3 separate regions of the Mus musculus genome follow, and all the other regions are linked to region 3. Evidence: chromatin loops called from intact Hi-C (ENCODE). Cell type or tissue: gastrocnemius. All regions are shown on one strand. Each heading gives the region's core, and the rest is flanking DNA. Links, peaks and the distances in the headings are about the cores only. Region 1 holds the start of Focad (focadhesin). Region 2 overlaps Focad (focadhesin). Region 3 holds the start of Mllt3 (myeloid/lymphoid or mixed-lineage leukemia; translocated to, 3).

Region 1 (11,254 bases), core at 2,844-10,843, 58 kb before region 3:
TTGCCTTGTTTTTTTAAGCAGGATCTCACTCTAGAACTTAACTTGGCCCAAGATCAGCCCAGCTTTTATGTGGGTGCTGGAGATCCGAACTGGTGTCTTCAGGCTTGTGCAGCAAGCACTTCATAGGCTGAGCCAGTCTTTCAAACACTTTAAAGATGTCATCCTCCCACTAAACACCCTTCCCTTCTTCACAACAGTTTGATCCCAATACCAATCAGTAAATGTTTTTGCAGCCTTGATTCTTCATAAGAAGATCCCCTATCTCCACAACCTGGTGAAAACTAAGCAAGCATTCCATTTTTGGTGGCTCAATTAAAAGAAGAATGAACTTCAAGATCCAGGAAAAGTGCTTCTACATCACTTACTGTCTTATGCCTGTTCCTCTGAGAGAATAACATGCAAGTATCCCTCATGTTCTCTGACCACTACCACCAGGCAGACAAAAACTTCAGAAACCAGGATCACATACCTACCTCTTCTCCAACTCTCCTCCCTAATTAGTTATCAGCTGTATCAATGTTCAGGTAGGTGAGGCACACAACACACCATTCTCATTATTCCATATCAGCCAAGCCCTCCATCCCATCAGTACCCTAAAAGCTTAAATTATATTTATAATGAGGTTATATATCTTAATAATCCATTGTAAACTGAAAATACCTTATGTTTTAAAAAACCTTTAATCCAGAGATGGAGAGATGGCTCAGTGGCCAAGAGCACTAGCAGCTCAGCCAGAGGACCTGAGTTGAATTTCCAGCTCCCACATGATAGCTTACAATTGTCGGTAACTCCAGTTCCAGAAAATCAAGTGCTTTCTTCTAGCCTCCTTGGGCACTGCACATTCGTTGTGCAAAGTCATACAAGCAGACGAAACATCCATACACATAAATTTTAAAAAATAATAATAAAGTTTTTAAAAATCCATTTTAAAAGTCTCTAATCCAGGTTAAAGAGATGGCTCTGTGGTTAAGCCGTCTGCTCTTCCAGAGGACCTGAGTTTGGTTCCCAGCACCCATATCAGATCACTCACGTGTGCCCCATGGCACACGCATCTGTATCTACACACAAACATGCAAGCACACCCATAGAAGACGTAAGGTCCACTTGGTTCAATGCTTCAAAACTCAAAGTAATATAAAGCCTTTCCTCTATTTCCACTAACAGCTTATACTAGAAACTGAAGCTTTAGTTGTGTAACCAACTTGTTCAATGACTGTTAAACAGTAAAATTTAAAGTAAATCTTAAAAGCAAATGGGCCAGAGAGAAAAGTTTTTCTTTTTCTGTTTTTAGCCTGGGACTCTCTGATTATTAGGAAGTAATCTTCCTGGGACTCACTAACTACACTGGTCTTGAACTCACAAAGACCTACCTGCCTGCCCCTGCCTCCCAAGTGCTAGGATTCAAGAGAGAAAACAGAATACACCAGGATATAAAACTATAGTTATAACACTCACAATTATAACATTTATTCAACATGTTTATGGGCCAAATTAGCAAGTAACTGTTCATCTGACGAACAGAGACTGGAAGATACACTGTGGAACACTAAAAAGAAAATATTCAGTTTACATGCTTGGATGGAATGGTTCATTGGTCTCTAGGAAAGCAAAAAGATAAGTCATTTAAAAGATACATAAATATACTAAGTCCAGCATTCAGAAGACAGAGGTAGGTGGATTTCTGTAAGTTTAAGGTTAGCCAGGTTACAGTGTGACTGTATCTCAAAAAAAGTAAATAAATAAATAGCAGAATATGCAGTTTGAATCCTCACCTTACTTTGTTCTAAATAAATGCTTTCTCATCATAAACAATGAGGAATTGTGCAGCTTTCTTAACATTTATTTATATAAAGGAGGGTGGGTCTCACTATGCTTGTGGGCTTACACCAAAATGCTGGGCTCAAGCACTCCTCTTTGGCTCAACTCCCTGAGTACCCAGGACTACATGTACACATCACATCACCCAGAGCTGTACAGACTTTAAAGTCAAAGGTATGACAATATTAAGACAGTCCTTGACTAAAATGGTCTGACTGGTGTTTCTTTTCGGCTTCACAGTAGTGAGAGAGTAATATGCATACATTCAGTAGACAGTATACCTCAAAATATGATGTTAATCTTTCCTTCACCAAGCAACATATGAAATCTAAGATGAGAGGCTGGACTCTTTGGGAAGCAGCAGCAAGCAGCAGCTTCCAGTCAGCCACTAGATCACAAGGATAAACAGTCCATAGTGTAGAATATACTGTTGCTAAACCACGCTGAGCAAGAAACTAGGTATACTAAATGGATTATGTGTATGTGTGTGCACACAGATGCGCATGTATGTGTGTGGGCATGCATGCATGTGTGCTTGTGGACATGTGTAGGTAGAGGCCAAAGCGAACCTCGGCTATTGTCCCTCAGATATTCTATATGCTTTGTTGGAGACAGGGTTTTTCAGTGACCTGGAATTGGCCATGCAGGCTAGGCAGGCTGGCAGGCCACCCAGACTCAGTGATTTACTTGTCTTCACCTTCTCTTAATTAGTGTTATGACCACAGGCCACCACCCCTAAATTCCTTTTAAACACAGGTTCTGCAGATCAAAAGGAGATCCTCCAGACAGCAACAACACACATCTACCAACATTAAGTGATTTTTTTTACTCTTACTTTTTTTTACACACACACACACACACACACACATTGGCATATTTGCAGGTAAATATGGGGGTATGGGTATATGTACATTGTATGGGCACCCAAAGTTAACACTAACTGATTTCCTCAATTGCCCTCCATTTTATTTAATGAGGAAAAGTTTCTCACTGAACCCATAGCTGGTCAATTTCAGCTAGTATAGATATGTATCTTGCCCCAGGGATCTTCTGTCTAAGCTCTTGAATGCTGCAATTAAAGGCACCCATTTACTTACCATTTACATGGGTACTAAGAAATCCAGCTATCATAGAAAGCACTTTACCTACTGAACCAGGCAGGTTCTCATTATGTAGGCCTAGCTGGCCTGGAGCTCACTTTGTAGACCAGGATGACGTCAAACTCACAAAAAGCACCTGTCTGCCACACAATTACACATGATGCTCATTCTTCTTAAATGCATTTTTGATGTACAATATTACTGACTTACAGTAAGATTTTCTGGCTATAACCTATTCATAAGTTAAGGGGTCTGTATGACCAGAATACTCAGATGCCTAGAGAGACAACTCAGCAGTTAAGGGTACGTAATACTTTTCTAGTGAATTCAAGTTTGGCTCCCAGCACTCACATCAGGTAGCTCACAACTGCCTATAACTCTAAGATCCAAGGAATCTGATGCCTCTGGCTTTCACAGGCATCTGGGCTCATGTAAATACACATGATAGTAATAATAATAATAATAATAATAATAATAATAATAATAATGCATTTTAAGTGCACAAAGTATTTATTTCAGTCCCAGCAAGATATAAACCAGAAAGGGTGGCACTTGCCCTAATTTCAGCCTTGGGTAGACTGAGGCAAGAAAACCATTAGTTCAAGGTCATTCTCATCTATCCAGATAAACAAGCAATAAAACAAATACATGCATACTCTGACTCTGGCTGAATGAATGAAAATATGTTAGCAAAGTGATAAAAAATTACAAATGTCATTGCATTACTCTCAACATTGTGTGACTTGAAACAGATTAAAAATCTTTTTTACACACTTTCAAATTTTGTAATCTAGTGTGTGAAATGAATGGGATCTACATTTTTAAAAAGGTTGAAATAATTTTTATAGAGGAAGCTGACAAACAACACTTGTCCAATTAGCTTAGCAATTCTTATTTACCATGATGGAAATGGTACACATAAATTCTTCTCAATTAATTGCTATTTATAAGTCACAGATTTAAACTATACTTCTAGGGCTAAGCTGTATTTTATCATATGAAAGAGCTCTATACTAATAGTGATTATAATTGATTTACATCTCTAATTAATATTAATTCAACTAACAGTTTATGGACAATGTCAAATATCATGAGGCTCGGAATATCAGAATAATTACCTTTGAAATCATTTTATACTAGAAAAGGGTGATCTCTACTATGTGTAAATACCATTAATCAATTACCATAAGAAAAATCTATCACATCTATACAGGTATTTGTTACCTTGAAGTAACAATTTATTTACTTTTGGATTATTAGGCCTCAATTAGAGCCATCAAGCAATTAAAACCCACCAAATAGTAACATGATACAATTTTAAATTATTTCAATTAAAAAAGAAACAAAAAAAAAAAACTAAGCAAGATATGGAAAACAAAGAAATGTGAACTGTTAATAAGATTAATTTGGTAAGTAAATAATTCAGTTGTTTTGGCTATCACTTATCACCAAAGCAAGTCAAAAGCTTTGAAAACTGCATTCTTGTCCAGTTATCTCTATGGAGTATTTTTATATATAACAAAAAACTTCATGATTATTACACTTCAAAATTTAGATGAGTCATGGTACTTTCTTTGCAGAAACTGGATGTCAATCAAAATTGTAACCATGCACTCACTCGCTTGCTAGTCAAGTGTTTGTGAACAGAAACACTTGTCACTGGAGCATAAAATACACAATCATAAATGACATCATGTGTTTTTTACTTAGTTGGTTCCCAACTGCTAACACCGTTCAGTAAATCTTGAACATTTGTAAATTTTGTAAAATTTGAACATTCCAAAATTACAGAATACTTGTAATCACATCCCTTTACTTTTCCATAGGAAGCACTAGGATCACCCCTCAGGGCCAATGGGCTTTAGGGTTTATTAGAAGGAGAGGGAAAAGCAAAAAACAAAATTAAATAAATAAATAAATAAATAAACCAAAGCAACAAAAAAAAAAAAAAAAAAAAAAAAAAAACCCTTGGAATAAGGTCCAAGAGAGCTTCATCTTTTGCATCTAAATCTAGATCCTAAAAATGAACCACAAAAAAAAAAAAAATCCATCTCAAATCTTGTCAACTCAGACACTAGCACTGGCATATTAAATGCAAGCAAAGGCAGGTACTATCTATCCACCAAGGAACTCATTTTAAAAGTTTGCAATGAATGAGTCAATGACGGTATGATTTCACTGGATCCAAAACTACAAACAAGGGGTCAAGGCACCATGGCTGAAACAAACTGGGATTAAGTCCTACACAACCGCAGGCGCCTGCAACCGCTGAAGCCCCACAGAAAAACTCTTCAGAGCCAGAGACCTGAGTCAGAAAACAGGCTCTGCTCACCCAAGAGCCTTTGCATTAAAGTGGACAAAAACTGCGTCTGAGTCCCGGGGAACTCAGACAGTCACCCCAGGCCAGACAAGAGGACACCAGGATCTCTGGCGCTGCCCCGAACCAGCGACCGGGTTAAGGAGGGGTGACAACCGCAACCTGAGGCAGGTAAGCTAGACAGATCGTGCCAGCCTCTCCGGCTGCCAAGCCCCTCCACTGCCAGCGGGTCCTGGAGCCTTACACCAGGGAACCGCTTGAGGCCAGATCCTCCGGGAGCCGGACGCTTCGCTGGACCAGCAATAGGGGCAGCAGGTCAAATGCCCTGCCCGCCTCACGCGACGCCACGGCCTTGCCGCCACATGCTCCGCCGCGGGCCTGCACCCCAGCCCAAGTGGTCCAGCTTCGGTCGCCCTCGCCCCCGTGACCGCGGCTGCAGCCGGACCCGATGCGGCAACTGCCCACCCGGCTGCCGCCGGTGGACGGTCAGCCACGCCGCATGGCTTACCTCACTTCTGCCACAGGCACAGCCTGCTCCCGTGCCTGACGTGTCCCACGCACCGCCTCCACCGCTCGGAGGCGGGTCCTGTCGGAGACAGCCAATACGAAACCTACTTCAAGAACCAGTCCCGCCTCCTCTGCTGGGATGCCCGCCCCCTCGCGCGCATGCGTGACAAGGCCTTGGCGGCTCACTGCAGTTAGATGTTGAAGTGAAGCTGGGTCCCAGCCCTAGCCACAGCCAGACTTCGCAGGGGTGCAGGCTGATCTTCAGGCTCTGGGATGTGAAAGCAAAGGATCCTGTCTGGAGATGCCACTGCACAGAGCCAGGGAGTCCTGTTGGCAGCTTTAGGAGATGCAGGACAGCTTCTTGATATTTGGAGATTTTGTAAATCCTCGTGACTGGAGTGGGGAGGAGGGGCAGGGGGAGCGGGGTTGGAGTACTCATGATAGCTAGGGTTCAGAGCCAGCTTGCTTCCTGGAGCTGCTGCTCAGTGACTTCATTTCTTCCTGCTGTGCCCTTGCTTCTACTTGTATAGTTGTCAAGGCCCAGGAATTTCTGCTACGGGGGAATTTGATCTAAAGAGAGCTGGCTCAAAGAACTTTACCACGACTATTATTGTTATATAACATTTATTATAGCCAAGCATTTTCTTTAGCGAAATAGGAAGGAATGGTCCCACAGGGGAAGTCTGTGACACCTGGCACAACGCAGCAGAAACGAAAACAACTGCGTTTATAAATAAATAAATAAGTTAAAAGGAATAGAAATCTATTACCTGACTGTTTCTGAAACCCCATGCACTTTTAGAAGCATTAGGACGCTTTAAAAGAAGCCTGGGTACATCTCTAGAGATTCTAATTCTGTGGTAGGAATTTAGCAAGCAGTTTTGTAAGTTAAATTTGCAAGGTCATTATAATATGCTAACAGGAAATTCTTGGTTTCCTATACTTCACCTCAGAACAATAATTACATTCCACACACCATCTCTAGATCTTCCAATAACTTATAATGCATTCATTCTGTAAGAATTTATCTAAATTAATTTTGAACATGTTCCTGTATTCAATCGCTTATATCCTTGGGGACATGGGAGTTCTGTGAGATTTATAATTACCTTTTTGGTTTTATTAGTTTGATGATATTCCCATAAGTTTTCCAACTACACAAGTACAAATTTTAGGAACATTTTAAATTTGTTTCCTTTGTCTATTCCTGTATTTGGTTTTTTGAGACAGGCTCTCATTTTGTAGCAAGCAGTTTTGTAAGTTAAATTTGCAAGGTCATTATAATATGCTTTTTGTAGACAAGACTGGCCTCAAAATCAGAGATCTGCCTGCCTCTGCCCCCCAAGTGCTGGGACTAAAGGCATGGGCCACACCCCTGGCTTATTCCTGTGTTTCTTGAGGCTCACTTGTTCCTAATCGAGCATGTAGTTATGTCTGGTATACTGTTTTAAGTATATCAACTTATTTAATTCACAGACCAAGTTGAATAGTAAAGTTATTACATTTTTTTCAAATAAGGAAACTAAGCACAAAATATGAAACACTTTGACCAAGGCTATTTACCTAGCTGATACATTTGAAACCAGCCATCCTGTTCTCAATAAAGTGTCTGTCTCCAAAACTGATAGTTTAGGATCTTGTGGGGAAATACTTACTCTGAAAGATCTTAGCCCATTTTTGACTCCAATGAGAAAATATCTTACTGAGTGAATATATTACAGATAATAAAAAATGTATCCCTCATTCGATAGGCTAGAAAGTCCCAAGCCAGGAATGAGCAGATTTGTCATCTGGTGTGGGGCTTGCTCTACAGACAATACCTTCTCAGTGCCCTCCTATAGCAGATGGGGTAAAGACTCCCAACACTGTTTTTGTTTCTTTGTATTTTCTCCCTGATGATTCTGAAAGGTCAAACTGTGGGCTTCATGCATTCTAAGTATGTGCTCTATACTCACTAGGACCCTCTCCCCTGCAAACCTTCCTACCCCATATCCTGCTCTTCCTCTTTCCTTGTCACAGTGTCTCACTCCATTGCCCAGGCTCACATCCAAAGTACTATATACTTGAAGTTGACTTTCACTCACCATTCTCTTGCCTCAGCCTCCCAGGTGATGGGGTCACATTGTACCTGTATCAAACTATTCTGATAACGATACTAACCACATCCTTGAGGTTTAGTCATTATGACCTAATCACCTCCAGGGGCATCGTGCCCTCCTCCCTAGCATGCTGGGGATAACCCAAGGCTTTGCATGTGCTAGGCAATTGCTCTACCACTAAGCTATAACCCCAGCTATTAATGCTATTGCATTGGAAATTAGCTTTCAACATAGGCATTGCAAGATGAGCTGGGCAGTGGTGGTGCATGCCTTTAATCCCAGAAGCAGGTGGATCTCTGTGAGTTCAAGGCCACCCGGGTCTACAGAAGGAGTTCTAGGACAACCAGGGCCTCACAGAAAAACCCTTTCTCAAAAACAAAGCAAAACGGGAATCGCAAGATCAAAGGTGTAATCCAGAAGTGTGTGAAGCCAATTTAGCCTGGAGATCAACTCAGCAGCCAGCACAAGGACAAGACCAAAGGTCAACACCTTAAAACCAGGAAGAGTTCTATAAGCTGCCAGACAAAACTTTCACTAACATGCATCTGAAATATATATAAGTCATGTACTGTCTTAGGATTTCCATTGCTGTGAAGAGACACCATAACCAAGGTAACTCTTATAAAGGAAAACATTTAACAGATTCAGAGATTCAGTGTATTAACATCGTAGAAAGAGCATGGCCTCCAGGCAGGCATGACACTGGAGGAGCTGAGAGTCCTACATCTTGTTCCAAAGGCAAACAGGAGAAGATTGTCTCCAACGCAGCTAGGAGGAGCATCTCAAAGCCCATCTCCACAGTAATATAGTTCTTCCAATGAGGCCACACCTACTCCAACAAGGCCACACCTCCTAATAGTGGACACTCCCTGAGCCAAGCATATCCAAACCACCACAGCTAAAAACTGTATTGGGGTTTGTAAATATACTCAGTTTCAAAAACTATTATTCAGAGACTGTGCTCTCCACCTCAGCACCACACCCTCTTCCTCACCAACCAGCATAAGCACACAGAACCTCCCTGAGGTGCTCAGACTCCACTCAAACTTCAATACTCTTGTCTGACCCTCAGGGGTTGGAGATAAGGTGGAAGGGTTGGATGCTGCAGAGAGTGGAGTTTACATTTACTCCGGAAATGATCTAGATTTCATGCCACCTTTACTAGAAATTGCCATTAAATCATCAAAATATGTTTCAAACCTATATGTTATTGTATGTATATAATGGACATGCAAATGAATGTCTTGCTTTCTAAGTTTTGTATACATTTATTTATTCATTGTGTGAATGTGGGGATCGAAGAACATCCTATGGGAGTTGGTTCTCTTCCTCCACCATATGGTCCCCAAGATTCAACATCAGGCGTAGTGCCAAGGGCCTTTACCTGATGAGCTGTCTACCCAGCCTGTCCTTACTTTTTAAATAGTAAAGACAATATCTGCCATCTCTAAGAGGTGGGCAAGCAGACAGTATTTCTCTGTTAAATGCCTTGTATTCTTCCCCCTGAAGTAGTTAGGCAGTTAGTTCTCTATTGTACAAGACCCTTTAGATAAGTAGTTTTTGAAGCTGGCATAGAAGGGCCTATTGACTCTAACAACAAAAAATAAAATAAAATAAAAAGAAAGAAAGAAAGGGAGTAAGAAAAATGTGTCCACTCCCAAATCATTAGCAGAACTGAAAAGAATATGCTAACAAAAAAAGACACTGTAATCTGAATCCCGACTATAAAGAGAGGTCATGTCACCCGCAGCATCAAGGGAGACACAAAGCCTTGAACTTGCACCCAAGCATTATGGGCTGACTGAGCACGCCCATACATTCATCAGCAGGCTCAGCACTAGGAGGAGAAATTCACTACTGAGTCATAGGGAGCCACTGTCCACACATAACAGAAAGCAAACTCATTAGATTTAATTAGATGTCTGTGGTTCCAATTGTCCCTGTTCCATTCAAAATAAAAGCCAAAGTCTGTACACGGGCCAATTAGACCATGTATGGTTTACTTGCCCTGGCCCTGGTACCTCTACCTTGATCACACACATCACTACCTTGACCTTTCCTTCTGCACCCTCCGGCTCTCTGGACCCTAATCACCCTGCTTCCTCAGTCCTACAGGAGCTTGGCAATTCCCCCAGCTCTCTTCATGATTCATTCTGTTGGATCATTCAGGTCTTTGCCAAGATGGTACCTTCTGGATAAGGCCTCCTTCTCAGTCAGGGTCCCAGCAAGAAACAGATGGCATAATCAAATTAGGAAAATTGGAAGAGCTTAATAAGAGACAATAACAGGGCTCTAGGCAGGATCTTTAAAGATCACAAGGGAGACTCAGTAATATGGGCAGTCCCAAATCACCCCTACACTCAGGTAGTATGGTAGGAAAAAAATCTGCATATGTAAGACTACCCGGAAGAAAGACACTTGATCAAGAAACACGTCAGACTCTGGTGATGTAACAAGAAGGGGCTAAAGGAATTAAGTCTCCCTTCCTGGTCTGATGAAATTTATACAGGTAAATTCCTCAGGCAGAATGGAGAGAAAAAAGAGGGTATTACCTCAACACCTGTAACAGCTACCATTTGCTGCATAACAGAACTTACAAAGTGATAACCAAGTTTTCATTCTCAGGACCCTGTGGACTGCCCAGCAGGTTCTTACTCTCCAGGTTGGCTTTGCGGGCTCCTTCCTGGTCTAGCTATCTGTCTGTACTCAGCTAATACATATACCTAGTATCTTGAACAGTGTGAGATAGAGCAGTAGATATGAATCAGCCGCATGAATCTCTTAACTGTAGCCAATCACACACACACACACACACACACACACACACACACACACACACACACAGGCCATAGGTTTTTAAACAAAAATCTTAAAGCCAGATATGGGATATCTCCTTATGGGTTTTATTAGCCCAGTAGACCAAAGAAGCACCCAAAACAATACAGGCTACTGCCATTTTGAATTTGAAAGCTCAGTATCAGATAGCCCCATTGATAATAGTACTATCTTATGGTCTAGAATTTCCACTTTACTAGATATTGCCAAAGAAATGAAATGAAAAGTAATTTTCCTCGAGTCTTTTTTTTTTAATCCTTCTTGATATAATGCTTTTAATATTTATACATGTAGGGTGCTGGGCGTGGTGGTACATTCCTTTGATTCCATCATATGGGAGACTGGTCTACAGAGTGAGTCCCAAGTCCAAGTCAGCCAGGACTTCTTTGCAAGACCCCGTGCCTCAAAAATAAATAAATATAAATAAATAAATAAATAAATAAATAAATAAATAATTCCAGGAATCTACACACCACCGGGGCGGGGGTGGGGTGGCTAGTGCTAGAGGTATAACTCAGTGGTAGAGCCCTTGCCTAGCAAGAATGAGATCCTAGATTTGCTCCACAGCACTACAAAAC
Region 2 (8,000 bases), core at 1-8,000, 260 kb before region 3:
TGGTAGCTACATCCTACAAGCTATTATATGGTCTGCCTTCACTATTACATAATTACAATTAAAATTTAAAGTACCTTTATTGGTGTATAATAATTGACTCCATTGTGTCACTTCTGCATATGTACATCTTGTGCTTTGACCATATTCATGCCATCATCACCTCTTAGTCCCTACCTCCTCTTAGAACCCCTCCTCTTCCTAAATAGTCTCCTCCACTTTCATGTCCTATTTTTAAAATCTAGATTGCAAACATTCAGTATGTCCTTCTGAATCTGACTCTTATGGCTCAGTTTGACGACAAATAGTTTTCCTGCAAATGACATGATTTTTCTTCTCTTAATGGAGGAATAAAAATCCATATTTTATAAACTATGATTTATTATTATTATTGTTGTTATTGTTAATTTATCTGCTAATGGGCACAGGCTGATTTGTGAACAATGTCTTAATAAATGTTAAATTGCAAGTATACTACTATATTATATGCTAACTTGGAATACTTATTGTAAAACCAAAAAGCAGTACATGGGATCATGTGGTACTTCTAGTTCTCCCTGCTGGGCAACATCTATACTGACTTCCATAGTGGCTAGGCTAATATACAGCTTCAGCAATAGTGTATGAGTATCCCTTGTTCTCTATGTTTTCTATGTCTTTATCTTCATTTCCTGTTTCTTTTCTTGTAATGGCTCTTCTGACTGGACCAAGCTGGAGTCTCAATAGATTCATGATTTGCATTTCCCTGATAACTAAGAATATTAAAATTGTTTCCATACATTTGTTGGCCACTTCTCCAACAAGACCTAACCTCTGGCCTGAGCCAGCTGCCAATCAAATCCACAGTTAGAATAGAATATGTTCCAAGGGGTAAAAAGGTCTAAAATAGTCTCCCCATTCTGGAATTTGAAGCTATCTATTTATCTTTGCTTCTGCATTTTTTGAATTCCTTTTCAATTCGGTTGTTTGTTGTAACTGTTCCAGCTGTGTGTAAATGTGAGCAGCAGCCAAGCAATGTCCTACCATGTAACTTATTACAATTTCACATGGAAGCACAAGTTGAGACATGACACTGTAAACCTGCACTTCACCAAGTGCAGTATTCTTACCTGCCAGGCCAGGTTTCAATCCTGGTTGCTTGTTTGTTTCGTATGTCTTCAATATGAAGTTCGGGATTCCTGCTACTGTCTTCCCTTGGTCTGAGCGCACGCCTCCTTTCAATGCAGAGTGATATATCCCACGGGGCATATTCACCATCTCTTGTCTCACAAGAGATGTAAAGAATTCTTCCAATGCTGGAATAAAATAACAAGAGTTCAAAACCCAAATAAATGTGAGATGTCCAGAAGAGGCATGTTCCTTCCTAACCGGTGCACAGGCATCCAGCTCTGTCTCAGGTTGAACTTCACCAAGCAAACAGGAAACCACTGAGCACCATCTCTGCCTTCAATGCTCCCAAATGGGAACAAAGTACTACAGTGCTCAGGTATCCTAGCTTTCATTCTTCTTCATTTCTTACAGATCATCTACTGGCAAGTTCTTGTGGCTCCATCTTCAGAGTCCTCCTTTTACAACCATTCTCATAAAGCCTTGCCTAGTTATTATCTTTGTCTTCTTCAAATATACTAATATAAAAGCTGTATCTTTAGTCACTTCTTCCTCGTGATCACCCCTATAGTGTCCTCTAGCCAGAAGCTGAAGTTGCCCTTTATGTTCTTAATACCACCCAATAGCTTTCACTGCACAAACAAACAAAAACAAACAACACTGCCAAAAAACTATACAGCCTCTGACCTCAAATAAGGAACCATCATGACTCTCCCTATGGCCTTATTTCTGCCATGTTCCCTTCTTGCCAAGTGAAAGACACCTATCCAGATAGCCTAAATATCCCCTTCTGTTCTTCAAAAATATACTCTTGATGTGTTCTACAGGAACACGAGACTTGCTGGTTATCGACATGAAGCACACTATTTCTAGCTTTTCATGGGATGAGTCCTCTTGTCCTTTGGATGTTTTCAGACAGACCTTTTAGAACTATGCCAATTCTGTAGGAATGTTAGCACACATTAGAATCTGAAAAACTCACTCCTTACTTCCTCTGTCTACAAAGGAACCTATGCTAATGAAGCTCACTTTGCTATATGACACTGTAAGAACTACAAGACAACATAAAAATGTAGGATCAGAAGACAACAGATGTCAAAAACCAATTACCATTGGGTTCATATTTGGGTGCCATTTCCACAAGAACCACTAGAGGCTGCCCAATACAGAAACAAAAACAAAGCATGAAAGCTAAACAAACCACAGTGGGAAAACAAACAGGAAATACATGGTCCTCCAGTAGGAACACAAAAACAAGGGTCCACCCAGCCACATCCAAACTTAACTAGGAATATTTTTACCTCAAGGTCTCCTTTAAATGACCATGATTTAAAGTAAGTACTCACTGGCACAATAATTAAGTATCCTTCTCTCTTTCTGTATAATCCCCTGGTTGCAACCAAACTTACCCATACAAAGTAAGGAGAGGGACTGGGGATATAGCTCAGTTGGTAAAGAACACTGCAGAGCATGAAGACATAAATTTGATCCCCAACACCTATGCAAAAAGGCCAAGTGAGGCAGAACACACATGGCACTCCAGCACTGGTGAGTCAAAGACAGAGGATGCCAGCAAATTGCTAGTCAGACAATCTACCTAAATGGCAAGGCACACATACAACCAAAAAGTTCTGCCTCACATACATACACATATATAGACATGCACATACATCATGCACACACACAATGTCCATCTCTGGCCTATACACATGCACAAACATTCATAGACATGCACATACAACATGCACACACACAATGTCAATCAATCTCTAGTCTATACACATGAACACAGATACATAGGCATGGACAAATAACACATATAATGTCAACTCTGGTCCATACACATGCATGCACATATATAGACATGTACACATAACACACGCATATAATCAACTGCTAGTCTACACACATGCATACACATATGTACACATGAACATATAATAAATATACACAAAATATTAACCTCTGGTCTACTGACACACATAAACAAAACACATACATAAACATGCACATACAACACACACACACAAACACTCATATGCACACACTCACACGCACACAGTTCTGAGAACATCTGTTGGGAACAGTTTCTACTGACTCCTCCACACTTACCCCTACCATTCTCAACACTGCCCTGTAGCCTCCAGAACTAAGCTGTAAGAAATGCATCAAAAGGCTGCTCATTGTGTCAACCAATGAAAGGCCCTGGCAGGAGATCAAAGAGTGAAAACACAGTACAGTCAGGGAACTTATTCCCTAAACACTGTCCAACAGGTTACTACAGGCTGCCTGCACCCTTATTTAGAAGGCTGTCTCCCCTTAGGCAGCTATAACTGTGACATGCATGTCTTTTACCCTCCCTACACGGCCAAAGGACCTTAGCTACTCTCGGATGATTCATTGTGTCTAATGAATTTCCATAAACTTTGCAAACACAATTATAAAGAGAAACTTTATTTAAATTTCTCCGATTATCCCATTGAGAATGAAGCCCTTTTTGCAATGACCATCATGACTGTAACGTCTAGACAAATGGATGCTATGTAATCACAGACTGTGTACTCCAGTTCCTGAATGGTGTGGTGCAGGTATGCCTGCTCCAAGCTCAGTCTGAGCACAGACCTTTTGAATGCGTGAGTCATGTGACTGTGAAGACAGGAGTGCTGTGGTGAGAGAGGATGATTTCATGCTTCTTCAGAAGGAGCTGTGTTCTGACAAAGAGGGCAAGCACATAGTCAAAAGGGAAGACACACTTGCAAGTGCACTCTTCCAGCAACAGAAAGCTCCTACTTATCTAGCTCTGTGGTCAATAAAAGCCTCTCGAGTGCCTCCTGCAGATGTGAAGGGAGGAGAAGATGCAAGCATCTGAATGGAGCCACTACAGAGAACATCATCTTCCCCAAGCAACTGAGCCAATCAATAAGCAGCATTCTCCCTGCTCTCTGCAGCCTTGGCCTTGGCCTCTTCCTTACATATGACCAGGTGAGAATTTAAAAAGAAACGAAAATCTATACACAACAAGGTGAGCATGTTAACACTGCAGTTATATCTAATGGAAAATCATCTAACAACTGAAAAAAAAAATAAAGTTACCACAGGAACTAAGATAAGGATCATAAACATACTATGTGAAATGAAAAAAATAAAAATCTAAGTCTAAGAGTTGACAAACTCAGAGTATCTGGAGAAATCCAAAAAGGACTTTAGTACAAACATTTTAAGCTAGAACTTTAAATATTAGGGGATAAAGAGATGGCTTCATGGTTAATGCTTTTGTAGAAGACCAGAAATCAATTCCCAGCACCCACAGCTGACAAGCACACAACTGTATAACTCACAACATACAATATACATACATACATACATACATACATACATACACAGCTCACAACTGTACATAACTCCAGTCTCAGGAAATCTGATGCCTTCTTCTGTCTTCCACGGACACCACGTACACACAGACACGATGAACTTATATACACTTAGGCAAAATACCAACACAGGTAAAATTAAAAAAAAAAGTTTAAAAAGAGGAAGAAGAAAGAGGAAGAGGAGAAGGAAGAGGAAGAAAAAGAAGAGGAGAAGGAGGAGGGAGAGGAGGAGGAGATGGGGGAGGAGGAGGAGGAGGAGGAGGAGGAGGAGGAGGGGGAGGGGGAGGAGGAGGAGGAGGAGGAGGAGGGGGAGGAGGAGGAGGAGGAGGAGGAGGAAGAGGAGGAGGAGGAGGAGAAAAAGAGAAAATAATTAACATGAGAAACAGGCCATGATCCCCTTCTTTCAGAGCAATGATTTTACCGCCATCTGTAACTAGTGACTACCATGCATCATATACCCAGAATCCTCTGAGTCTCTGTTCCCATGGCTGCAACCTATGTCCTTGTCTGTTTGACCATGCTCCATTAATCAGAGAAAGTGAGCACAGAACAACATTGTCTATGGTGATGGTTTGCCAGACACAATTATACGTACAAAACCATTGACTCCAATTATCAGATTGCCTCATAAAGAAAAAACAAAAACACAGTGGAGGACTATAGCCATCAAGTATAATCACTAGCACAGAGGTACGAACCCTCAAAATATCTCAGTAGCAACCTTTTCCTCTTCTGCAGGCAGTCACACCCTCCCTCTGGCCAGAAGGCTAAAGAAATCAGCAAAGGGCACAAAGTCACTGTAAAACCTCCAGTGAGCTATTGGCAGTGGCTCTTTCAGGATGCTGGAGGATTTGTATACAAGGCATTTTCCTACGCCTGCTGGCTATTAACCCTGGAGAGACTCAGGGCTCCTGGGGAGCAATGAGATGAGATAGGAAGTATGGAGAAGAAAGGAACAGTAGAGGAGATTTGAGGCTTGCAGAGGAGAGAAAACATGAAAACATGGTAGCTTTGGCTATGCTCCACTGTTCAGCTTGCTCTAATAAAAGGAGGCAGGGACAGACAGGAGCTCTGTCTATAAATTAATGATACATGCTTAGCTAAATTTCCAAATAATCTCTAATTGTCATGAAATAAAAAAATAATATTAATGTTATAGATTACTATAATCACATATAAAAATGACTATGTTGAAAAGCTATAACAACATTTTTTTATTAAGCCTCATTTTCAAAACTTAAGTGTTTGCATGTATATATGTTCAAGGCAGAATTTGAACAAAAAAGCAAAATATTGGCTAGCACTGGAGGGCTTCCAGTCACAAAGGATGGTCTATGATAATTTTAAGGAATTTTTAATAACCAGAAGATGAATTTTAAATAATATAATATTTTAATCATAACCCATAACCCATATCTCAGCTATCACAATGGATCATCTATGGAAATTTTAAGGATTTTTTAATAACCAGGAGATAAATTTTAAATAATATAAAATTTTAATCGTAGCCCATAATCCATATCTCAGCTATAATCACCTACTGTTTCTTGGGTAAGACTTAAATAGAGTTAGTGAAAGTTTTACATGTGTGAATACCACACACACTTGCACAGCATGCCTATTAAAGGCTACAGATTAATAAACTTTATATCAAAACAAATGACCATATAATTTGATCCTTAAAACTATTTAAAAAAAAAAAGTCATCATGTAGCCCAGGATGGCCTGGATCTCACTACATATACCAGTTGAGCCTCAAATACACCATGCCTGGCAAAAATCTATCCCTGTCCTGTAAATCATGACCATCTGCTTCTGCCTCATCAGCACACCACACCTGTGTGCATCAGTGCACACACATTCTTCTATTGCTTATATTAACTAATTTACATTTGTATATTGTACAAATAATGTAGCCATTTATTTATAGCTCTGGAACTTTAATACTGTGATTCGTATACTTTATAGAAAGAACAAATTGTTCTGGAGAGATGCCTCAGCAGGTAAGAGTTCTTGTTCTTGCAGAGGACCTAAGTTCTATTCCCTACACTCATGTGGCAGCTCAAAATTGTCTGTAATACTTCCCCAAGCACCAGCTATTCATGTGGCACACAGAGATACAGGCAAGCAAAACACCCAAACACATACAATAATAAAATAAAATATTTAAACAAAAGAATAGACAGGGGCCTAGCATAACTGTCCTTTGAGAGGCTCATTGAACTCAGCAGTCAACGGGCAGAGATGCACACACTCATGCCAAACATTAGATGGAGCTCGGGTCGTCTTATGGAAGAGCTGGGAGAAACATTGAGAAACCTGAAAAGGACAGGGACTCCATAGGAAGACCAACAGAGACAACTAACCTAAACCCTTTGGGGCTCCCAGAGATTTAACCACCAATCAAAGACCAGGTCTGAGCTGGACCTAGGCCCTCTGAACATATGTAGCAATGAGCAGGTTGGTCTTCATGCAGGTCCTCCAAACAACTGGAGCAGGGAGTGCCCCTGAGCCTGTTACCTGCCTGCTACCTTCCTGTGAATCCCATGCCCCTATATGGACAGCCTAGTCTGGCCTTAGGGAGAGGTTGAGCCTAGTCCTCTGCAGCAACATGATGTGCTGAGGAGGGCTGGGGGGGTGTTTAACACTCAGAGGGGGGCTTCTCCTCAAAAGGGAAAAGAGGGGGTACTGAGAGGAGAGGAAAAGCTGATATTGGGTTGCAAGAGAATGAATGAATAAATTTAATTTTAAAACAAAATTAAATTCATAATGATAAAACTACAAGTAGATCTCTTAAAAGTTGACATTTTTCACTTAGCTTATAACAAAGAGACATTAATTAAAGAAGTGGCCTGGAGTTCCACAGTAAATCTGTTTTATACAATAACCAGCCTTTGAAATGAAATCTAGTTTTCATTGAGAACAACTATGTTCAGTTAAATGTTACTGTCATCTAATAGTTTTATGATGGTTAAAACATCATATTACCTAAGACTGCCCCTCTAGAACACAAAGGTACACTTAGCATTCATCTAGAAAGTATCTATATGAGAGTAAACAACAGCATGTGCACACCAAACAAACAAAAAATTCTCACAATTTCCCACACAGGCAAAACCACTGGAAAAGTCCAGCCCTGTGGTTGTCAAGTAGGAGTCACCTGGTAAAACCGAAGGGGCAGTGATGGTCAGCAGTCTGAGAAAGCACGCGCCAGGAATGGAAAGGTCCACAGATTCCTCTTCATCCAGCTCACCAGGAACAGGCATCTCTGGCCTTATCTGAAGTAAGTAAAGACATGTTAGAGAGAGTAAAAATAAGACATGTAAAATATAAATGTAAAATATAAATTACCGTAGACTTAATCAATCACTCTTCAATATCAAAAGACAATTTAAATAAAATTGTAAAGGTACCTTCATGAAACAGCAGGTATGGTGGTGTACAACTTTAATCCCAGCAGCTGAGAGACAGAGGCAGGTGAATCTCCGTGTGTTCAAGGCCAGTCTAGTCTACATAGTAAGTTCT
Region 3 (10,905 bases), core at 2,906-10,905:
CTTTCCTTCTTTCTTTCTTTTTTTAAAAGATTTATTTATTTGTTTTATGTATGTGATTACACTGTAGCTATACAGATGGTTGTGAGCCATCATGTGGTTACTGGGATCTGAACTTAGGACCTTCGGAAGAGCAGTCAGTGCTCTTAACCGCTAAGCCATCTCTCCAGCCCACCCTTGTGCTTTCTGACATGGAGCTCTCAGCTCTGTTCTTCTTTCTCTCTCCACATTTCTCCCTCTGGTACCTGGTTAGCAAAAAGTGCACACAAGGAATCTGGGGCTAAAAATGAGAGCTCACAGAGCCGTCTGTTAATGCCCTGTGATCTGCTATGCTTGCCAGTCGTTGGATAGTGCATTCACAGGGCTCTATTATGTGAACCTATTCCTGATTATGAGAACTACCAGCTGACAGGTGTCAGAGGTAGGTGACCTTTAAAGAAAATACTAACTGAGAACAAAAGCATTAGATGACTTCTAAATGAGCCAAGGCCACTCACCCAGCTGCCCTTGAACAATACAAAAGAAAAGTCAGTGTGTTACACATCAGGTCAGTGAGGGAAGGCTGGAAGAAAATCTGTTAGACAATGCTGATATTGACAGTCCTTGAATGCTATTACACACACACACACACACACACACACACACACACACACACATACACACCAATCCTTATTTTGAGAAATGCTTAATGGGGCACAATTAAGTGGTCCGTAGAATTGAATGACCTTTAAATTGTTGTAATCTCAGGAGGAGAACCTTTCATACACAGCATCTACTTTTGAAAGAGCGTTCAAGGAAAATATTGTCACTCATTCAGCCGCACAGGCTAAACCCATGTCATAAGTCCTGATCCCTTTTGGTGCCCTTTGCTACCAGAGAAAAGCTGAGATCACCAAAGATGCTGACCTCAAACATGTCAATCAAAAGCCATCACATTATTACAATTCAAATAGAAATTTAATGATAGGCAAAAAGGAGAAAGCATAAAGTAAAAAAAGACTCAATATGAGAAAGAACGAAAGAAGGGGGATAAGGAGAAGGAAAGGAAAAAGAAGTTTGGGATGTAGATCTGTTGGTAAAGCACTGGTCCAGCATGTGCTAGGTCTGGACTCCTTCCCAAGTACTGCATAACACAGGTGTCATAGTGCAAGCTCTTTGGAGCCAGAGGTGGGAGAATCCTAAATTCAAAGTCAGCCCCACCAAGCTGGTGCACACTTTTAACCTCAGCACTTTGGAAACAGAGGTAGCAGACACCTGAGAGTTCAAGGCCAGCCTGGACTACATAGTGAGTTCCAAGCCAGCCTGGACCATACAGGAGACCCTGTCTCAAAACAAAACAAAACAAAAATTAGTCTTATCTCCTGAAATGTAGATTGGAATAAAAGACAAATATAGAAAATGAAATATAATGACCACCTTCATTCTTCGTATGTTCCTCTCCTTTAAATCTTGATTTACAAGTATATCCTTGCTTGTTTCTTTGTCCTTACTACCTGTTTGTTTTAACTGGCTGTGCTAGAGTAAGTGGTAGATATCATGATAGACAACTTTGTCAAACACACTTGCATACATAATTCTTAGGCCACAGGAGATTATAACACATGTAATTATAACACCATTAGCACATCCGGAAATGAATCCTTAGTAAAAATGCATCCTCTCCCATCCAGCCGCTGCTGACTTTCTCCCTTCTTTAGGCTGCTTTGTATTTTTGTTTGATTCCACTTTGGAATCCAGGCAAGTATTAAACATTCATTTTATGTGGCTGCCATGATTTTTTAAGTCAAATTTAATACAAAATATTTTTACTGCTCCTTTCCTTTCCCTTTACAGCACTGCTATTTTAAGGAGAGATTAAGTCCCTTGTGTTGGTAAATGCCCTCATTTGCTCTCGATTTGGCTAAATTCATCCTTGTGGTTAGGTTCAAGATGAACTCTCTTGGGCAGGAGTACCATACAGGTGATACTGTTTGCCTTTCATTGCATTACATCAGGAAGCACTCTCTGCTCAAAATGTCAAAAGACATGAAACACAGGACAAAAGATTGAAACAATAAATATTAGAGGCCCAATAGTCTAGAAAAAAAATTACAGTTCTCTTGTTATTCATTAGTAATTTTTATCTGGTTATAACTTGAAATTTCCCTCAAATTGCCACTGTATACAGAGGACATCATTAACTTTCCCCTCTCTGATTTCACAGGGCTTGTCTAACACAGCTATAGTAGGTAAGAGTCTCCAGCGGTCCTCTTGATTCAGCACACTGATAATGAATATTCCTTCTTTCCCATCCAACACTATCTACTGTTTCCAAATCAATAGTTCCTCGTGAAGGAGGCCTATATGTAGAATGGCACACTGCTTAATACAGTTTAGAATTTTTTGTTTGAAAATTTTTCTTTTTTAGATTGAATATTTTAAAAATTATATGTATACTGAGCATCTGTGTGTGGGTACATGCATGTGAATGTGGATGTTCTCAAAGGCTGCAGGCATCAGATCTTCCTGGATCTGAGGTTACAGGTGGGTCTGAGCCACCTGGGATGGGTGCTGGGAACAGAACTTGGTCTTCAAGACCAGAACATACTCTTACCCACAGAGCTGTTTTACCAGCCCTGCCAAAAGTTTTTCTTAACATATGTGATAAGAAAGTAAAAACTGGGACTGGCTGGGAAGTGGTGACACACGCCTTTAATCCCAGCACTTCAGAGGCAGGCAGATCTTTGTGAGTTCAAGGGATATCCTGATCTACAGAGCAAGTTCCAGGACAGCCAGGACCATGCAAAGGACTGCTGTCTCGAACCCCATCCCACCACAAAACAAAACAAAACAAAACAAAACGAAACAAAACAAAACAAAACACAACAAATTGGGACTGTTAAGGAAGAGGGAGAGACCAGCAAGTAGGCGGGAAGAAAGGCAGCAGGGGCTGTGGGTGAGGTGAATTAAAACTATGATGAATATGTTTAAAAAATTCCATTATGAAATCCATTATTTTGTATGATAACTAAAAATTCCACCACCCCCTTTTTTTTCTTTTTTTATGAGAGCATCTTTCATGAAGCTGGGGCTGGTCTTGAACTTGGTATTTAGCTGATGGTGACCTTGAGCTGGGTTCTTCTTTCTTACCTTTGTAGTGCTAGGATCACAGGTGTGTAACACCATGCCTGGCTCTGTGCACTGCTAGAGATGGAATCCATAAACACTGTATCAACAGAGGTATATACCAAACTTTTAGAAAATGTAGGGTCAAGCATGATGACACACATCTTTAATCCCACTACTAGGGAGGTGGAGGCATGTGGATCTCTCATTGAGTTTGAGGCCAGTCTGATCTATGGAGAGAGTTCTGGATCAACAAGAACTATATGATAGATCATTTCCAAAAGTAAATTATAAAATATAGGAAAAGTTCCAAAAGAGAAAGGCGAGATTAATAAATATTCTTTCTGTGACAAAAACTATAAATGGAGACTAACAAATAAATGTAATCATATATATTTCATATATTCAAAAAAAAACCCTCCACTTCTAACAGATTTACATGAAAAAAAAACCCATTCATATTAACTTTTCCATTGTGGATTATCTACCAAGTGGGTAGTGTAGCCATGGGTTTTTCAGGGCTGATGGCAAATCGCTTAACCCAACCAAAATACATGATCCTACTAGAAGGAGTAAGTCTCTCTCTTAGAGGTTTTACATTATTTTCAAGCCAGTGTCACACCATTTAGTTTATAGAGTGTCTGCCCCATTTCCTTTCTCTTCTTTCCTCCCTTGCTTTTTTTCCTCCGTCTGTCTGTCCATCCGTCCCTCCCCCCTCCCTCCCTCCTTCCCTCCCTCCCTCCTTTCTTCCCTCCTTCCTTCTTTCCTTCTTTCCTTTTCCCATTTCTGTTCTTTAATTTGTTATTCAGCATCTGCATTAAATTTTAGGCCTGATTTTTTTTTCATTTTTTCCAATAAGGCAAACTCTAGTTTATATTTCAAATAAAATGACTACTTTGACTCTCAGTTCACTATCTATGAATAGTAGAGGTAAGCTTGTATGTGAAGAGAAGCAAAATTCCCACTAAAAATCACACAGACAAATCCTAAGGAAGGATAGAAAGGGCTGGAGAGATGGCACAGCAGGACCTCACCCAAGTGAGGTCCCCAGCAGCCATGTCAGCTCACAATTAACTGTAACTCCAGTTTCAGGAGATCTTCTTATGGCTACCGCAGACACCAGACATACAGGTGGTACACAGACATGCATGCAGTCACACACCCATACACACAACAATAAAATAAAAGCAAATGTCAGAAGGCTGGGGGAGATGGCATAGTTAGTAAAATGTCTGCTGCGCTAGCTTGAGGTTCTCCATTTAGATCATAATTGCCTACATAAAGACTAGATATGGTGTGCTTCTCTGTAAACTCTATCCCTCACTGGTGGGGGCGAGATAGAGACAACTGCATCCCTGGAGATTATTGGCTGGCCAAGCTAGCAGAATTGATGTTCTAGGATTATGAACAGGCCATTTCTGACAAAACAAGACAGAGAAAGACATATCATGCTGACCTGTGGCCTCTACACCCGCATATATATCCATATAGATACATGAATACACACATATATGGAATGAATGATAAAGTGGCTTACACCTTTCACCCCTGAATTTGGGAGTTAGCAGGCAGACGATCAAGAGCTGAGGTTGAGTTTGTGATACATGAGACTTTGTCCCCAAAATATCAATACCACACACACACACACACACACATACACACACACCCAGAGTGATGGAAAACTGCCTGTGAAAACTGTCTGTGAAGAGACGAAGAAAGAATCAAGATATTATAAAACATCCTAGCTTTGAGATAATTTTTCCCTGCAAGCTGTTTCAATGTGCTGTGTACCTTACTTACCTGCAGCTATTTCACCAAGGTTCCGGTGGGGCTAGGGAGACATGTTCATTCACACTCAATATTTACAGGATTTCTTATTGCTCATCTGACATAACATTCTCGATTAATTTTCAGGCCTTGAGGTGCTATTTATTAAATTAGGGATACAGCCTACCAAATTAATAAATTATTACTTCAGAGACACTCGTGTTCTGAATGTATACATGTGTTGCTTAGATGACTCTTGGGGAGTAATCTACACACGAAGAGGCTCTGGGTTAAACTAGCCTGGTGCATTGATTATATCTGGAACTAGCCTTTATAGTAGGTGGTTGAGTGGATATCAATGTATATTCAGTTAGTCCCAACACACTGTCCTAGAACCATAAGTTAGATATAATATTAAGCATGTAAGGTTCCAAAGAAATACTTCCATAAGAAACAGTGCTTTTCAGCTTCTGTTCTTGAAAAGATTTAGCTTTCTTTTATTGTGGGATTTGTTTTCCCCTCAAAGAACTTGAAGGAAATGAGCATAGAAATACTAAAGTTCAAGGCCACGGAAATTAGGAATTTGCTACTGTATCCTCCCTTTTCAGTTATTAAAAGGTGGAACTGAGGGTGACAGTCACAGCTTCTAATCTCCTGCCATTGCTTTTTCTTGTCCTTCGGCTGTTTGTGTCAGTTTTCTACGCTCCTTGCTTATGTCTGACATGTACAAGTATCCCAACCTTAGGTGTAAATGAAATTCAAAGAAAGAAGAAATGATTTTGGTGAAGTTTCTCCTCTGTGTCACAGAGCTGTGGTTTGTATGACAGCAGGAACCAACATTCATTTTTATTTTATTTTTATTAATTATTTTAAAGGTAAGGTCTCATACACACTAGGCTAACTTCAAATTCTCTGTGTAGCCTTGGATTTCTAAATTCTCCTACTTCTACCTCCCACTGAGTATAGGAATTATTAGTGTGTCCATCATGACTAGTTAATTCGAGTACAGAGATGCAAACTTTCGGCTTCTGGTATGGGGCAAGCATTCTACAGGCTGAATTCCACTCTGACTCTTATCATTCTTACAGTCTTGTACTTGACATATGGTCCAGTTTTGGTAAACAGATGTATGGATGTATTTCATCAAACAAACAAACAAACACCCAGCAGGCTATGGAGGGGGAAGCCTTAGTTATTCTGAATGTGCAGCTACCAAAATGTCTACTGTCTGTTCTAGTAGCTAATAGTTTTTTCATGGGCCTTCCCCTTCCCTGACAAACCCATATAGCCAAGGATGGACAGTGGCTAATTTTTGATGATTCGATTCGTTGAGTGTGTGTGTACCAACAACCTGACATAGTGAATGGGTAAAATTTACTTTAGAGTGTTTTATAACACCCTAATTACACCTGAAAAAGCTATTTTTTCCTTTTGTTCTGGCAGAAACACTTGAACTGCTCTGAAGTTCCAAACTAGCAAACTGCTGAGATGAGAAGGTTGGAGCCAGCTGTGGTCCTGTGAGGAGTTAGGCTCAGACACACAGGTCCTTTTCCAATCTCCATCACTGTTCTTATTTAACTTGATGTTAATCACTTTTGTGTTCATTAGAGTAACCCAATTTCATACTGTACTATACATCACAGTATGAATTTCAGTGGGATAATTTCTATTTGAATAAGGAAATGCTTTTATCATTGATGACTTTAATTATTCCTATTTTTTGCTACCTAGCATTGATGCCTGTCTTAAAATTTCTCTCCAGTACACTTTCATTGAGACAATGCCCCCATGCTGTCCAGGCTTCCTATGTAGCTGTGATTAGCTTTGAAACCTAGAGGCTCCTGCTTTAGCCTCCCAAGTGTGGTCCACCACTCTGTTTGTTTTGACTTACATTGTTATTATTTCAGAATAAATGGACAGGAAATGCATTTGCTCTCCCAATTTTATTGTTAACAGCGAACTTATTAAGACAGCTACAAATGGAAAGGCTGGTGTAAATTCCTTTGTTCAAAGTTGAACCTGGAGTATTCCGGGTTGTGCTTTCTTTTTCTTTTTCCTGGTAGAGAAGTCTTTTTGTTGTAAGGAGGGTCACATAAGGACGCTGGTGGAAGGGCTCTGTGCGCCATCTACTGGCATATTTTAAGTCTCCGAATTTGCAGACGGGGGAATTACTTTATATTGGGGAGGAGGGTTTAACGCATTTGAGAAAGGAAGGATGTTGGGGGAAGACGGTCAGATTCTACGATTTATTTGTGATTGCTGGAATAAATGAGAATCCAGCAAATATTACACGCACGCATGCACACACACACACTCACTAGCAAGCACATGGTCGAGGGGGTGGGGCAGGGAATCCCTCTTAATATACAAGTTCCAGTTCCTGGAGAGAAAACCAAGAGACCAACTCTGGAATCAGTGCAAACGCGGAATGGTCACCTTTCAGTTACTAAAAACATTCACATAATCTTCAGTTTTCAACTTCTTCATTCCAAAATAGTTCTCTGCAATTTGATTATTTGATAAACGGTGTAAGAATGCACAGTAGATAGTCATCCCTTGCTTATATCCCACACACAGCAGTTCTGTCTAACTTAGCGCTTACACAAACACACATGCATACAAGATGACATACTCTTACAGACTTGGTTGGGAAATATGTCCTTGGACTTCTGTTCAAGTTTCCCCACTTCTGGGCTGAATCCTGGAGGATGGGTGTACCAGTTTTAGGAGAATCACACTACTCGAGTTGGAAACGTGCTGCTTTGAACTTGGCTGGACCTGGTCCTGTCTAATCCCCATCATCTACTTTGTGAGCAGTGGGAAAAACTGAACGTGGTCATGGAGAACCTGGGACGCTCCAGGAAACCTCCTTCCCGTTATTCTCAAGTGTTCAATGCAAGGGCCGAGTTGTGCTTTCATGGTCTCCCGGCGAGAGGAAAAGAAGAAAGCAATAAAGTTGAGTCAGAAAGAGGAAGAGAGACAAAAAACACAGGGAGAAAAGAAGTTGGCAATCTGGAGAAAAAAAGATGGTGAACAAAAGATAAACTCTGGAAAACAGCCACCACCCCAAACCAGTTCAAAAAAGGAGTTAAGAGCCAGAGAGGTACAAGAACTTTAACGAAACAAAAGTCACACCCATCTTTCATTTTCGTATATCGTCTAGATCTTATCCGTTTCCTTTTTAAAGGTTGTCTGTGTTTCTAGAGGAAGCTAGTAACTCTTTTTTTTTTCTTTCTTCTTCTTCTTCTTCTTTTTTCGCTTCACGTATGGCTTGATATTCTACCCGTGGCCACTGAGACAAACTACAATCGGAGATGGAGCATTTGTAGAAGAGCAACTCTAGAACACTTCTGCGAGGGGTTGTCACCCGGGAGCCTAAATGGATTAATACCCAGAGATGGATTATGTTGGCTGTCACCAATATGCCTAAAGATTATAATCCAATTTATGCACATTATAGTCAGTATTAACTTTATCTATTTTAAGGTTCCCAGTAGTCTGGCGCGCCCTTAGAGAGAGGGCAGACCCTGATGCAACCCAGCAGGTTGTCAGCGAGGGGGAAGCCTCCTGAAGCAAACAACTGGGAAGCGGGTTCCCTAAGGCTCTGCGACGGGCACTCCCAGGTGTCCCGCCTCCACCTGGGCACGGTTCTCAGCCCGGGAACACCGAGGCGGGAGGCGTTTCCTAGGAAGGAAATGGCATTCTTGTTTCGCGTTCATTTCTTTTTTTCTTTTCTTTTTTTTTCTTTTTCTTTTTTAAAGTTTTCAGTGGCGACGGTGGGAGGGCGGGGTAGGTTGGTGGCTCGGAGTAGATAGGGAAAGGGATTTAAGGTTGCTGGGGGCTGTTCAGTCCCAGAGATTGCTATCAGGAGGCTTTTTTCCCCCTTCTTTTTTTTCTTTGGTAGCGTGGATTTCTCTTGCTCTCTGTTTAAATAAGTTTGTTTGGGTGTGCGTTCTTGCGATTTCAGCACAAACCCGCAAAAATCCATGGTGGAAAGTAAAAACAAGCCCGCTCCCCCTTCCCAAACGTGCTCACTACCGCCAAAGACTTGATTTAACAACCCCTTCTCCTGCGGCTGGGGGGCTCCAGGCAGTGGCCACATTCCAGCAGTTTTAATCCGTTTTTTATTGTAGGGAGAACGGAGTTTGCACAGGGGCCGGGATGGCTCCCCAGCTGGCCGCTCTCCCAGTGCCGGGCCCCCTCCCTCCATTTCCTCCCCCCTCCCCCATCAGGAACCTGTTACTTTAAGCGAGGCGTTCCAGTGTGGCGCTGCGGGCCGCCGGGGTTTCGGGGAGGCGGCCGCTGATTGGCTCTTTCGAGCTCCCCCTGGCTCGGTCGCTCGGCCTCCCCGCGCGCTCCGCCCCGCCCGCACGCCCTCCCTCCGCCCCTAGAGGCTCGAAGCCCGGGTGTCAGGCGCCACGGCGCATGCTCCGGACTCATCCTCTGGCCCCGGAGCTGCTGCTGCTGCTGCTGCTGCTGCTTTTGCTTTTGGGGCTGAGTTTAATAAGCGAGCGAGAGAGCGAGCACGGGGTGGGGTGGGGGCCAAGGCAGAGCATGTCCGCCATCTACCCTCAGCTCCCGGGCGCGCTCTCATTCATAGCAGCCTCTTCATGAATTACAGCTGAAGGGGGCGGGGGAGGGGGGGTACCACACAACACCCCGGCAAACCTCCGGGCCCCCAGGCATGGCTAGCTCGGTAAGTACATGCAAAAAAAATAATAAAAGCCCCCCTCCCTCTCCTCCTCCGCCCCGCGCCGCCGCAGCCCAGACAGCGCCAGCGCTCCGCGGTTCCAATTAGAGAAAGGTTGGTTTTGCTCGCGGGGAGCTGCCGCCTCTCCCTCCTCCCCACCCCCCCCCCCCCCGGCGCGCGCGCACACACTCGCACACTCGCCGCCACCGCCACCGCCACCCCCCCCCCCGCGCCTCCCGCCCGCCTCGCCTCTTTGCAATCGCAAGAAGCGCACTCACACTCCCTCTGGCTCACACACGCGCACACACACACTCACACCCGGTGGAAGGAGGCGAATAATAACTCAGCCATATTTCAGCCGCCGCCGCCGCCGGGAGCTGCGGGCACGGTCCGGGGACGCGGCGAGCAGCCTCTGCGGCCGCACCTCCGCCGAGCGCCGCGGCCGCCACGATGGTGCGTTCTCCGCGGCGCGCGCGTGAGCCCGAGTGTGCGGGCTGACAGCGGCGGGGCTGCTCGCAACTTTGCCCCAGCGGCCGGTGTGCGCGACCGGGGCTCCGCGGCGGTCCGCCAGTAGCCCTGCCTTTCTGCGTTTTGTGGCTTTCGCTGGGGGGGCGGGTGGGGGGAGGCTGGAGGGAGTTTGCGACCACTTTGGCTCTTGAAAGTGTGCAGCGTTGGCTCTGTTGGGCTGGCCTTGCTGGTCGTGGGGGGCTGTTCGCCGAGGGGTGCGGGGTGCTTTGAGTTGGGGATGCCTTGGCGTGTTTTCGTGCGGGCGTGAGTGAGTGTATGTGTGACGACGTTTCATTCTTGTGCACGAACCCCGTGGTAAGAAAGAACACGGGAGTTTGTGCCCATTAGCAGAGGCTGCCTGTAGTTTCCATTCCGCCTGGCACCGCGCTCCACACGCACGCACACATACACGTACACAAAGACTTCCTCGGCGTGTGCCTGTCGCCGCGGTACTTTCGGGGAGGGGGCTCGCTAGAAACCCCGGTCCCCTATCTCAGCCACCTCCCCTCCCACGCCGGGAAAGCGCCCCAGCATCCCCTCCTGATTGTCTCCTAATTTGTTACCGACGCGTTTGTTGTCGTGCTTGCCGTGGTGGTCGTGTTCTCCCCTTTCCCCGACCCCCTTCGCGACTAGGGGTAACATTCCGTTACAATCCCGGCCGCTGTGTAGCGGCGCCGGGGGCCCCTGCGGCCCGGCCCGGTGTATCTGGGGGTGTGGGGTGTGCGCGCCCACGCGCGTGAAACGTGGATGGAGAGGGCACTGCCGTTTCCTTTTATGTGCGTTTCAAGGAGGAGGGAAAAAAATGTCAGGCGCAATGTTGAGCAGCGAACGGTCGCCTT

The links. Hi-C counts contacts between places; a loop is a spot of excess contacts. Peaks named below come from ENCODE experiments on the same cell type or tissue, not always from the same donor. Only the 100,000 strongest peaks of a DNase experiment are listed, where the experiment ranks them.
Region 1: a loop joins it to region 3, with 10 times the contacts of the local background. A loop is called at or near these places in 13 of 42 quality-filtered maps.
Region 2: a loop joins it to region 3, with 14 times the contacts of the local background. A loop is called at or near these places in 20 of 42 quality-filtered maps.

Annotation. Positions count from the first base shown.
Region 1 is chr4:88,089,165-88,100,418 of GRCm38, reverse strand. It overlaps Focad (focadhesin), which reads right to left and starts at 5,789. Exons shown (of 44, transcript NM_001081184.1): 1 at 5,744-5,789. In gastrocnemius, for the core only: no CTCF peak of the experiment used is centred there; DNase peaks (open chromatin) are centred at 5,856, 9,206 and 9,969; H3K4me3 peaks cover 1,742 bases; H3K27ac peaks cover 1,776 bases.
Region 2 is chr4:88,296,737-88,304,736 of GRCm38, reverse strand. Focad (focadhesin) reads right to left here. Exons shown (of 44, transcript NM_001081184.1): 19 at 7,636-7,753; 20 at 1,107-1,292. Among named protein-coding and RNA genes, the nearest start is that of Hacd4, 140 kb to the left of the region's middle. In gastrocnemius, for the core only: a CTCF peak has its summit at 2,253; a DNase peak (open chromatin) is centred at 2,274.
Region 3 is chr4:88,031,744-88,042,648 of GRCm38, reverse strand. Mllt3 (myeloid/lymphoid or mixed-lineage leukemia; translocated to, 3) reads left to right here and starts at 9,242. Exons shown (of 11, transcript NM_027326.3): 1 at 9,242-9,565. The coding sequence starts at 9,554. In gastrocnemius, for the core only: CTCF peaks have their summits at 7,001 (motif pointing left), 8,987 and 9,188; DNase peaks (open chromatin) are centred at 9,911, 10,262, 10,433, 10,827 and 4 more places; H3K4me3 peaks cover 3,944 bases; H3K27ac peaks cover 2,631 bases.